Regions from separate parts of the Homo sapiens genome. Here region 2 is linked to region 1. A link is an interaction called in ENCODE POLR2A ChIA-PET data of the cell type or tissue named here. Cell type or tissue: OCI-LY7. All regions are shown on one strand. Links, peaks and the distances in the headings refer to the core of each region. The heading gives the core; the rest is flanking DNA.

Region 1 (5,604 bases), core at 334-5,333:
TACATGTATATTTGGGCAAAAACTCCCCAAAACTCTGTTTGTAAAAATCTGAATATGTAAATGGAGGTATTCCAATTATTGCTAAGTTTCATGTAATGAGGTGATCATATTTCCAGTGTGAGCCAAGTTCACTACAGACTATTAAACTTTTAGGAGCCCATGGGAAGAAGGTTGCCTTATAAAATACAGGACTCCTACTTACATTTGAATTCAGATAAACAATGAACGACATTTTCGTATAAGTATGACCCCAAATTATTCATTATTTATCTGATATTCAAATATAACTGGAAGTTCTGTACTTTTATTTTCTAAATCTGGCAACTCTTCCTGGGATTGCCATAGTTGATTTGGACAGAAAATAATGGAAACAGTAGACATATTGATTACATTTGGGGTAGTCAGCATGTCAGGGAGCTTTTAAAATTTATTATTTTAATGTATATATTGCTAGAGGTTCATGATGAATCTGTGTGTATGTGTTTATGTGTGTGCATAATTGAATTTGTATTTTTCAAGCCCAATGATATACAATGACTATGTACAATGGTTAGGCTGCTAGCCCAGTTATATTTGCAAGAATGAAATAACATGAAAGAAGAAATGCATATCTATGGTTTTTGACTCATTAGTGTATCATTTTTTCTTCTCAGTTTGAGCAGAAATTGAAGCTGGCTAAGCACTGCCAATAATGCAAATGAAGGCCTAATCAAAATGATAAAACGTACGCTAATCCTTGATAAGCTATCATTCTCCGTGTAAAGTGTAGTAAGCCATGTGTTCACTATTTACATCTTAACTTGAATATGTAAGGGGGTGGGCATATGGCTGTAGTTTCTGAATGTGTTTCTACATTGAGGAGATTTGAATCCTGGAAGAGATCTTATTCCTTCTCTGATGGAGAAATAAGCCAATTTTCAGAAAAAGTACTTGGAGCAAATCTTTCTGCCCCACAATATTAACACAGTTGCCCATCGTTTCCTCTGTCATAATCATCTCTGTGATACTAAAGAGGATCACTTAAGAGGAAGAATAAAGAATAACAGAGTGCAGCTCTTGAGTTTTTTGCAATATCAGAGTAGAAAGAAAACGAGCATATGTAATGTCACAAAACAAAGACAAGAAAATATCTCAAGAAGGGTTGTTTCATCTGTGTTTTCTATTGCTGAGTGGTTGATAAAAACAAGAACAGAGACGTGAACCTAATATTCGACCACATGAAAATTATTAATGACGTTAATAAAATAATAATTTGTGGAGTTGTGCTGGATGGGAGTATCAAAATTTGGCTGCAAGGGAGAGATAGAGAGGAAAATGAAACAGTATATATATTGCTATGAAAAGAAGCAGATAAATGGACAAACTGGTGATACTTGAAGAGGACATGAACAAATAAATTATTTTTTGAATTATTTTTCTATTAGTCTGTTTTCACACTGCTATAAAGATACTACCTGAGACTTGGTAACTTTTAAAGGAAAGAGGTTTAATTGACTCAGTTCCACATGGCTGGGGAGCCTCAGGAAGCTTACAATCATGGCTGAATACAAAGGAGAACAAAGTACCTTCTTCACAAGGCTGCGGGGTGGAGGTGGGGGGAAGCAGGAGACACTTATCAAACAACCAGATCTCTTGAGAACTCACTCACTATCACAAGAACAGCACAGAGTAAACTGTCCCATGATCCAATCACCTTCTGCCAGGTCCCTCTCTCAATATGTAAGGGTTACAATTTGGATTGCATTTTGAGACGAGATTTGGTTGGGGACACAGCCAAACCATATCAGCTAGCTAGATGTCTTTCTTTCTTTCGCTTATTTGTCTGTTTGTTTTGAGACAGAGTCTGTCTCTGTGGCCCAGGCTAGACTGTGGTAGTGCAATCTCGGCTCACTGCAACCTCCATCTCCCAAGCTCAAATTATCCTCTCAGCACAGCATCTCAATTAGCCAGGACCACAGGTCTGCACCACCATGCCCAGCTTTTTTTTTTTTTTTTTTTTTTTTTTGATTTTTGGTAGAGACAGGGTCTCACCATGTTACCCAGGCTGGTCTCAAACTCCTGAGCTCAAGCAATCCACCACCTCCGCCTCCCAAAGTGCTGGGGATACAGGCATGAGCCACTTCACCCGGCCCAACCATATCAGCTTTTTATTTCTAAAATGTTATGTGGGAGAATTTTTGTAGTGTGATAGGGATAAACCAGTAAATGGGAGAGATGATATTCTAAGGTAATTCAGAATAATTTCAGGATTGAAGTTCTTGATGACATTGTAAGGGATCATGTCTAGATCAGAAGCTGGGGAATGCACGGGTTGACCCTACAGAAAAGAAAATTCACCGGCAGTAATAGGGAGAATTTTGTGTACGTTCTTGAAAGAGTACATAAATGATCATTTCTATTTCCATAATGAATGTAAGTGGAGTTTGTCAGTTGAAACGGTGGTGGTCATAGAATAGGGTAGCTGGAGTGGAAATTTGACAAAAATGAACAGGTATGCACTAGTCATTTTAGAGATTAGGAAAGTCTCAATATCAGTGAAGTGTAATAGGACTATTATGCAGTGTTGAGGGTCATTTGATGTTTGCAAGTCTAGCCAGCATTTTTTTTTTTTTCACGCAGCTGTACCAGTGCCGACACAGAACAGCTGGACAGATGAGGTGAAAGGAATGTTTAAGTGAAAAAAATACATTCTCAGTTTCAGCCACAAAGTGGCAGTGTTTCCACAGTCAAGTCAATTGACCCTCATACGCCTCATAGGAAGACACGGTTTTGGGCTAGATAATCTTTAAGCTGTTTACCAGCCTTATGGTTTTGGAAAGACTTTAACAGTGTTCCATGTAATGTATTAAATATGTGAAGGAAGAAATATAGCAAAAAAGGAAAGAAGGAAGGGAGGGAGGGAAGGAAGGAGGGAGGGAATTACTCTAGAAATTATCAGCTCTATGACAAACGGCTCGAAATTAGGCACTGAAATACTATTTACTGCATTTCAAGTATTGGGATCTCTGCTGCAAAAACACATATTCTTTATCAGGGTGACCACCCATGAGAAGAGATTGTTGGCTGCAGGTGGGGGAATAAAATGGTCTCTGCTCACTGGAATGGCTTTCTCAGTTGATTTTGTGATGAGATTTGGTTTCATTAGACCTCACCTATCCCATTTCTGCTTTTATCACGTTAATTGTATAGGGGCTCTGATAGTCCTAAATATTATTTTTAAGCATTTTCTGGCTTATCTCTGAGTAATTACATGTGATAAAATGAAGAAGCTACAAAATTTCTAACCCATGATGGCTTTATATGCTGTTCAAAATTTTTTCTTCATGCTGAAATTCCCAGTTTAGAATCTATAAAATGTTTAATGAGATAGTTATTTGATAACATTTATTAAGTACTTATGATAATTAAAAACCCATAGAAATTTCAAAAAAAATACTATGTTACACAATGTTCTGGAATAAAGTAAATCTAACCAGCATTTTTTAAATAGACTTTTCTAAAATGAGAAGTGATACATTTCAAGAGGAAGATAAGATATTTTGTTGCTTTTCAGACAAGGGCTGAAGATTGCTTATTTAGAACGATTTTCAGGTTTCAAAATATACTCTTCAAAAACCGGTCTAAAATAGGAATGACACTTAGGATAGAAATAAAACAAAATATTTTCTCTGAATTAACATATGAATAATTATTATTTTTATTGAATGTTCACAAAAACATCATGAGAAAGGTACTAAGAAAGGTGAGGCACAGAAAGCAAGCAATTAAAGAAGTGATTTTGTCACTGTGCTCAATCAATCAAGCATATTATATCACTGTTGTTATAATTATCTAACTCTGATGAGTTACCAGCTGAAAGATCTTACTTAAAGCAGGTCCTTACCAGAAGAGCCCATGTTACAGATGAAGCTCCAAAGGCTATCTGCTGGAGAATTTCTCTTGCTCAGAGGTGGTCAGCCTTTTGTTCAATTCGGGCCTGCAACTGATTGGATGAGGCCCACCCACATTATGGAGGGTGATTTGCTTTGCTCAAAATCCACCGATTTAAATGTGAATCTTATCCAAAAAACAAAAAACAATCACAAAAACACCCATAATACTGTTTGACCAAATAGCTTGGCATCATGGTCCAGGCATGTTGACACCTAAAGTCGATTATCACAGTCAGTAATATCATAAATTGTGTATTTGCCCCACATTAGACCAGTCATGCTTTCTCTGAACATGAACTTCAAATCCATTGTCAATTCACGAAATCACCAGGTTTTCAGACTTTCAATGCAGAACTTCAAAACCAGGCCTGAGAACTGATACCTTGAATCTACTGAGGCCTCAGTAGGGACTTTCTTCCCTGGAGGGAATGCTCTACTCTATAGTCCATCACTCTATTTGACTCTTCACTCTGAAATGCGACCGAGCCTATTTACTCTGTAAACTGCTCTTCTCCCTCCTCCAGGTGATAAAGGCTATGTGTACTCTCTTTCCCTTCTTGCCCTGACTTCTAAGGAGCTCATAGCAAAAGCTGCGCTCTCTGGTTGTCATTTCCCTGGACCTAGACGCCATGACATCACTGTCTCTTCTACTCTTTTCTTCCTCTTTTTGGGTGGTTATATTCCTAGTGAACTTTGTTCTAACATAATTCATATGTTCTGGGTGAGTCAACTGGCATTTGAGCAAATCAGGGTAGCATAATGCCTTGGAATATTGTGCTTGGGGACATTGTCCCCAATGTCACTTGAAGACAAAGTGACATTGGTTGAGATTCTAGCTCTGTGCTTAATGGCTCTGTGATTTTACTGGTTGGTCCTCTGTTTTTCACTTATCCAACTGGAACAGAGGATGTAAAGCATCTAACTCAAGGCCTGGTGCATGATATATACTCAATAAATATTAGCTGTTTTTTTTTTTAAGCAGTTCCTTCTTGTATGTAGAGAAACATTTTGTTTGGTTGCCTTTCTTCATTCACTTACACTATTCAGATTATTGCTGATATTATTTGTAAAACACCTACAGAGGGATTAAAACCCAAGTTTATATATATTTTTGCTAGTATTGAAAAATTAAAAAATATAGGCACAACAGAAGCCGAATCAAACTTTAATACTAACATATAAAAGAAGATGCCTAGGGCACATTGACCTACATTGATTGAATTTTATCATAAACAATTGAACTTTTCTGGTATTGTTTTTGAAAAATGAGAAATTTCATTAACAAGTCCATTTAAATGTGTCCTACATTATTCTGTGATGTGCCAAGAAAAATATTAAATATTAATTTTTATTTCAACTAATGGCATGCATTTATTAACAGTAAATCACTCAAACCTAGAAATTAGGAAATCCCCATGTATTCAGGTTCACCAAAAAATAAATAAAACAAAATAAAATAAAGTAATGATAGATCTAACCAGTTCTACTTTGGGTTGGATGCATGTCCACAGAATTGTAAAGCTGCTTCACTCAAAATTACCTGAATGAATTAAGCTGAAACTTTGCTCCTCTTTTTGACTCAGTTTCATGAATTGCATTTTACTAATGACCAATCCTATAGTGCTCATCCATTATTTTTCATTAACTGAAAATGTATTATGAAAAAATTGTT
Region 2 (5,604 bases), core at 268-5,267, 190 kb after region 1:
ATTCCTGGACACATACACCCTCCCAAGGCTAAACCAGGAAGAAGTTGAATCTCTGAATAGACCAATAACAGGCTCTGAAATTGAGGCAATAATGAATACCTTAACAACCAAAAAAAGTCCAGGACCAGACGGATTCACAGCTGAATTCTACCAGAAGTACAAGGAGGAGCTGGTACCATTCCTTCTGAAACTATTCCAATCAATAGAAAAAGAGGGAATCCTCCTTAACTCATTTTATAAGGCCAGCATAATCCTGATACCAAAGCCTGGCAGAGACACAACCAAAAAAGAGAATTTTAGACCAATATCCCTGAAGAACATTGATGCAAAAATCCTCAATAAAATACTGGCAAACCGAATCTAGCAGCACATCAAAAAGCTTATCCACCATGATCAAGTGGACTTCATCCCTGGGATGCAAGGCTGGTTCAACATACACAAATCAAGAAAGGTAATCCAGCATATAAATAGAACCAAAGACAAAAACCACATGATTATCTCAATAGATGCAGAAAAGGCCTTTGACAAAATTCAACAGCCCTTCATGCTAAAAACTCTCATTAAATTAGGTATTGATGGAAAGTATCTCAAAATAATAAGAGCTATTTATGACAAACCCATAGCCAATATCATACTGAATGGGCAAAAACTGGAAGCATTCCCTTTGAAAACTGGCATAAGACAGGGATGCCCTCTCTCACCACTCCTATTCAACATAGTGTTGGAAGTTCTGGCCAGGGCAATCAGTCAGGAGAAAGAAATAAACAGTATTCAATTAGGAAAAGAGGAAGTCAAATTGTCCTTCTTTGCAGATGATATGATTGTATGTTTAGAAAACCCCATTGTCTCAGCCCAAAATCTCCTTTAACTGATAAGCAACTTCAGCAAAGTCTCAGGATACAAAATAAATGTGCAAAAATCACAAGCATTCTTATACACCAATAACAGACAGAGAACCAAATCATGAGTGAACTCCTATTCACAATTGCTTCAAAGAGAATAAAATACCTAGGAATCCAACTTACAAGGGATGTGAAGGACCTCTTCAAGGAGAACTACAAACCACTGCTCAATGAAATAAAAGAGGGCACAAACAAGTGGAAGAACATTCCATGCTCATGGGTAGGAAGAATCAATATCGTGAAAATGGCCATACTGCCCAAGGTAATTTTTAGATTCAATGCCATCCCTATCAAGTTACCAATGACTTTCTTCACAGAATTGGAAAAAAACTACTTTAAAGTTCATATGGAACCAAAAAAGAGCCCGCATTGCCAAGTCAATCCTGAGCCAAAAGAACAAAGCTGGAGGCATCATGCTACCTGACTTCAAACTACACTGCAAGGCTATAGTAACCAAAACAGCATGGTATTGTTACCAAAACAGAGGTATAGACCAATGGAACAGAACAGAGCCCTCAGAAATAATACCACACATCTACAACTATCTGATCTTTGACAAACCTGACAAAAACAAGAAATGGGGAAAGGATTCCCTATTTAATAAATGGTGCTGGGAAAACTGGCTACCCATATGTAGAAAGCTGAAACTGGATCCCTTCCTTACACCTCATATAAAAATTAATTCAAGATGGATTAAAGACTTAAATGTTGGACCTAAAACCATAAAAACCCTAGAAGAAAACCTAGGCAATACCACTCAGGACACAGGCATGGACAAGGACTTCATGTCTAAAACACCAAAAGCAATGGCAACAAAAGCCAAAATTGACAAATGGGATCTAATTAAACTGAAGAGCTTTTGCACAGCAAAAGAAACTATCATCAGAGTGAACAGGCAACCTAAAGAATGGGAGAAAATTTTTGCAATCCACTCATCTGACAAAAGTCCAATATCTAGAATCTACAAAGAACTCAAACAAACTTACAAGAAAAAACAAACAACCCCATCAAAAATGGGCAAAGGATATGAACAGACACTTCTCAAAAGAAGACATTTATGCAGCCAAAAGACACATGAAAAAATGCTCATCATCACTAGCCATCAGAGAAATGTAAATCAAAACCACACTGAGATACCATCTCCACCAGTTAGAATGGTGATCATTAAAAAGTCAGGAAACAACAGGTGCTGGAGAGGATGTAGAGAAATAGGAACACTTTTACACTGTTGGTGGGACTATAAACTGGTTCAACCATTGTGGAAGACAGTGTGATTATTCCTCAGGGATCTAGAACTAGAAATACCATTTGACCCAGCCATCCCATTACTGGGTATATACCCAAAGGATTATAAATCATGTTGCTATAAAGACACATGCACACGTATGTTTATTGTGGCACTATTCACAATAGCAAAGACTTGGAACCAACCCAAATGTCCAACAATGATAGACTGGATTAAGAAAACATGGCACATATACACCATGGAATACTATGCGGCCATAAAAAATGATGAGTTCATGTCCCTTTGTCCTTTGTAGGGACATGGATGAAGCTGGAAACTATCATTCTCAGCAAACTATCGCAAGGACAAAAAAACAAACACCTCATGTTCTCACTCATGGGTGGGAATTGAACAATGAGAACACATGGACACAGGAAGAGAAACATCACACACTGGGGCCTGTCGTGGGGTGGGGGGAGGGGGGAGGGATAGCATTAGGAGATATACCTAATGTAAATGATGAGTTAATCGGTGTAGCACACCAACATGTCACATGTATACATATGCAACAAACCTGCACATTGTGCACATACACCCTAGAACTTAAAGTATAATAAAAAAAAGGTAACTATAATAAAAAGACTTGCCTCTGCGTCTTCATTTGATATTTTTATATTCTAAAATGTTCTGTGAAAACAATTCTCATTCTGTAAAACAGAACTTTTTTCTAGTGCTCAAAACACAACCTGATTTCTTAAACAAATGATTTATGCCAGGAAAGCTACTCAATAGTAGCTTTAATTAGGTGTCACCTGTTAGTATGACTTTTCCAGTTTGCAGTGTATACACTATTTTAACTGTTCACCTAAGACATTTTATCAAATTTTCATAAATCACAAATCAAGTTAGAGCCTCTTTCTGTCCTTCCTGTCATCCCTCCATATCTATAATAACCATTTTCTCTGCTTTTCCTCTAAAACACAAATTTATTGAACCCAGGTTAAGGACTGGTATTATTCTGCATTCAGAAGCTACAAAAATGAAGAAGAAACAACCTCAGCTCTCAAATTCTTCACAGACCTACAACAGAGGCTACACAAAATTACAGAGAGAAGCGTTACAAGTTCTACAGTGGAGGCATAATCACGGGGCAGGTATGACAGAGAGAGAATCAGCTCTGCTTAATGAGTAGAGAAGGGCATCAGATGTATTATTTTTTAAAGAGCCTTTAATGGAGCCAAATGTTTATGAGTAAAGAAGTAGGATAGGATTGTTTAGATAAAAGTGTCCTCTGGAATGGAAAAATGCAACAAGTTTTTAGACTCTATGTAGGATTTAAGGCTATGAGAATACAGTGAACTACTACATAAAACTATGAATCCTGGATGGGTATAAAAACTTTATTCTGGCAATGGGGTTTGAATAATCTCCTTCTACTACTTTTTACCTAGAAAGTTCTGGGTAAAGAAAGTAAAATGAGTCATGAATGGTCTTTTTTTAATGAAGATCTTTTTTTAATGTAACATTTATTATTACCAATATAAATAAATCATTAACCATTACTTTGATTTTTTTTCAAAATTATAAATCTGGAATAAATCTCAAAACACTTATGTCAAAATATTAAAAGTGGTTGATTCTGGAAGGTGAGACTATGGACATTTAAACATTTTCTTCCTTGAACTTTTAAAAACATCTTGTAAATCATCTAAAAATACAAATTTGCCCATTCCCAAAGATAAATTATGTAATTAGAAATTTGAATGACAGATTAATGAAATTAGAATAAGGGCAGTGATTGATACCAAGTGGGAAATAAAAACAATCCTAGTACGAAAGGATGCGTTTCTGAATGAAAGCAGTGGAGTGGAAGGAGATTAAGTTTACAAACTCACTGTTATGTTATACAAGAGAAGCACTTTGCACCACGTAATTTCTTCTATTACAATCCCTTGGAGGTGTCACTTTATGTAATGACACTCATTTTTATGTTAAGATTTGTAGTTAACATTTTACAGTGTCTAAATGGAGATAATAGTACATAATAACCAAGAGTCATATATGACAATTTTAAAATAATTCCTTGATTTTCATAGGAGCCAGTCTACATGTTTAAAGGAACGTTTATGTGTGGAAGCCATAAAGCTGAAAACTAAAAGGAATCAGGCCACCTTTAAAAAATATTATTTTAGCTTCAGGGAATACATCTGCCTATTACCTGGGTATATTGCATACTGGTGGGGATTGAGTTTCTAGTGTACCCATTACTCAAATAGGGGACATTGTACCCAACAGGTAATTTCTTTTCAACCATCTTCCTCTTCCCACTTTTCAAGTTCCCAGTGTCTATTATTTTCATCTTTATGTCCACAGGTACCTATAGTTTAGCTCCCACTTATGAGAAAATATAGTATTTGATGTTCTGTTTTTGAGTTAGTTCACTTAGGATAATGACCTCTACCTCCATCCATCTTGCTGCAAAGTATTTGATTTCATTTCTTATGGCTGTGTAGTATTCCACGGTGTATATATACCATAATTACTTTAATCAGTCAACCACTGATGGACACCTAGGTTGGTTCCATGACTTTGTTACTGTGAATATAGAAGTGCGATGAACATAGGAGTGCAAGTGTCTTTTTTATGTAATGATTTCTTTTCCTATGGGTAGACACCCAGTAGTGGGATTGCTAGGTTGAATGGTGGGTTTTATTTTTGGTTATTTTAGAAATCTCCACACTGTTTTCCATACAGGTTAAACTAATTTACATTCCTACCAATCGTGTAGAAGCATGTCCTTATTTTCACATACATGCCAGCATCTGCTGGGTTTTTTTTTTAACTTTTTAATAACAGCCATTCTGACTGGTATAAAATGATATCTTAATGTGGTTTTAATTTGTGTTTCTCTGATGACTAGTGACATTGAGTATTTTTTTCATGTGTTTGTTAGTTGCTTGCATTTCTTCTTTTGAGAAATGTCTGCTCTTCTCCTTTGGCCAATGTACATAAGTCAGTAGCATTTCTATACACCAATAATGTTCAAGCTGAGAACCAAATCAATAGCTCAATCCTATTTACAAATAACCACAACAAAAACAAAAATACCTAGGAATACATTTAACTATGGAGGTGAAAGTTCTCTACAAAGAGATCTACTAAACACTGATGAAAGTAATTCTTGATGACAAAAATGAACAACGACAAAAATGAACAACAACAAAAAAACCATCCCATGCCCATAGATTGGAAAAATCAACATTGTTAAAATGACCATACTGCCCAAAGCAACCTACAGATGCAATTCAATCCCTATCAAATCACCAACATGATTTTTCACAAAATTACGAAAGAAATAATACTAAAGTTCACATGGAATCATATGGAACCAAAAAAAAAAAAAAAAAAAAAAAGCCTGAATGGCCAAAGCAACCCTAAGTGAAAGAAGCAAAGCTGGACATATCAAATTGCCTGACT

Evidence for each region. ChIA-PET counts read pairs that join two places held together with the same protein. Peaks named below come from ENCODE experiments on the same cell type or tissue, not always from the same donor. Only the 100,000 strongest peaks of a DNase experiment are listed, where the experiment ranks them.
Region 2: POLR2A ChIA-PET joins it to region 1 with 5 read pairs; 3 of 35 experiments call an interaction of 5 or more read pairs at or near these places.

Annotation. Positions count from the first base shown.
Region 1 is chr11:25,979,488-25,985,091 of GRCh38, forward strand. No RefSeq gene overlaps it. Among named protein-coding and RNA genes, the nearest start is that of ANO3-AS1, 310 kb to the right of the region's middle. In OCI-LY7, for the core only: CTCF peaks have their summits at 2,702 and 2,911; a DNase peak (open chromatin) is centred at 2,734; H3K4me3 peaks cover 414 bases; H3K27ac peaks cover 650 bases.
Region 2 is chr11:26,172,190-26,177,793 of GRCh38, forward strand. No RefSeq gene overlaps it. Among named protein-coding and RNA genes, the nearest start is that of ANO3-AS1, 110 kb to the right of the region's middle. In OCI-LY7, for the core only: no CTCF peak of the experiment used is centred there; no DNase peak of the experiment used is centred there.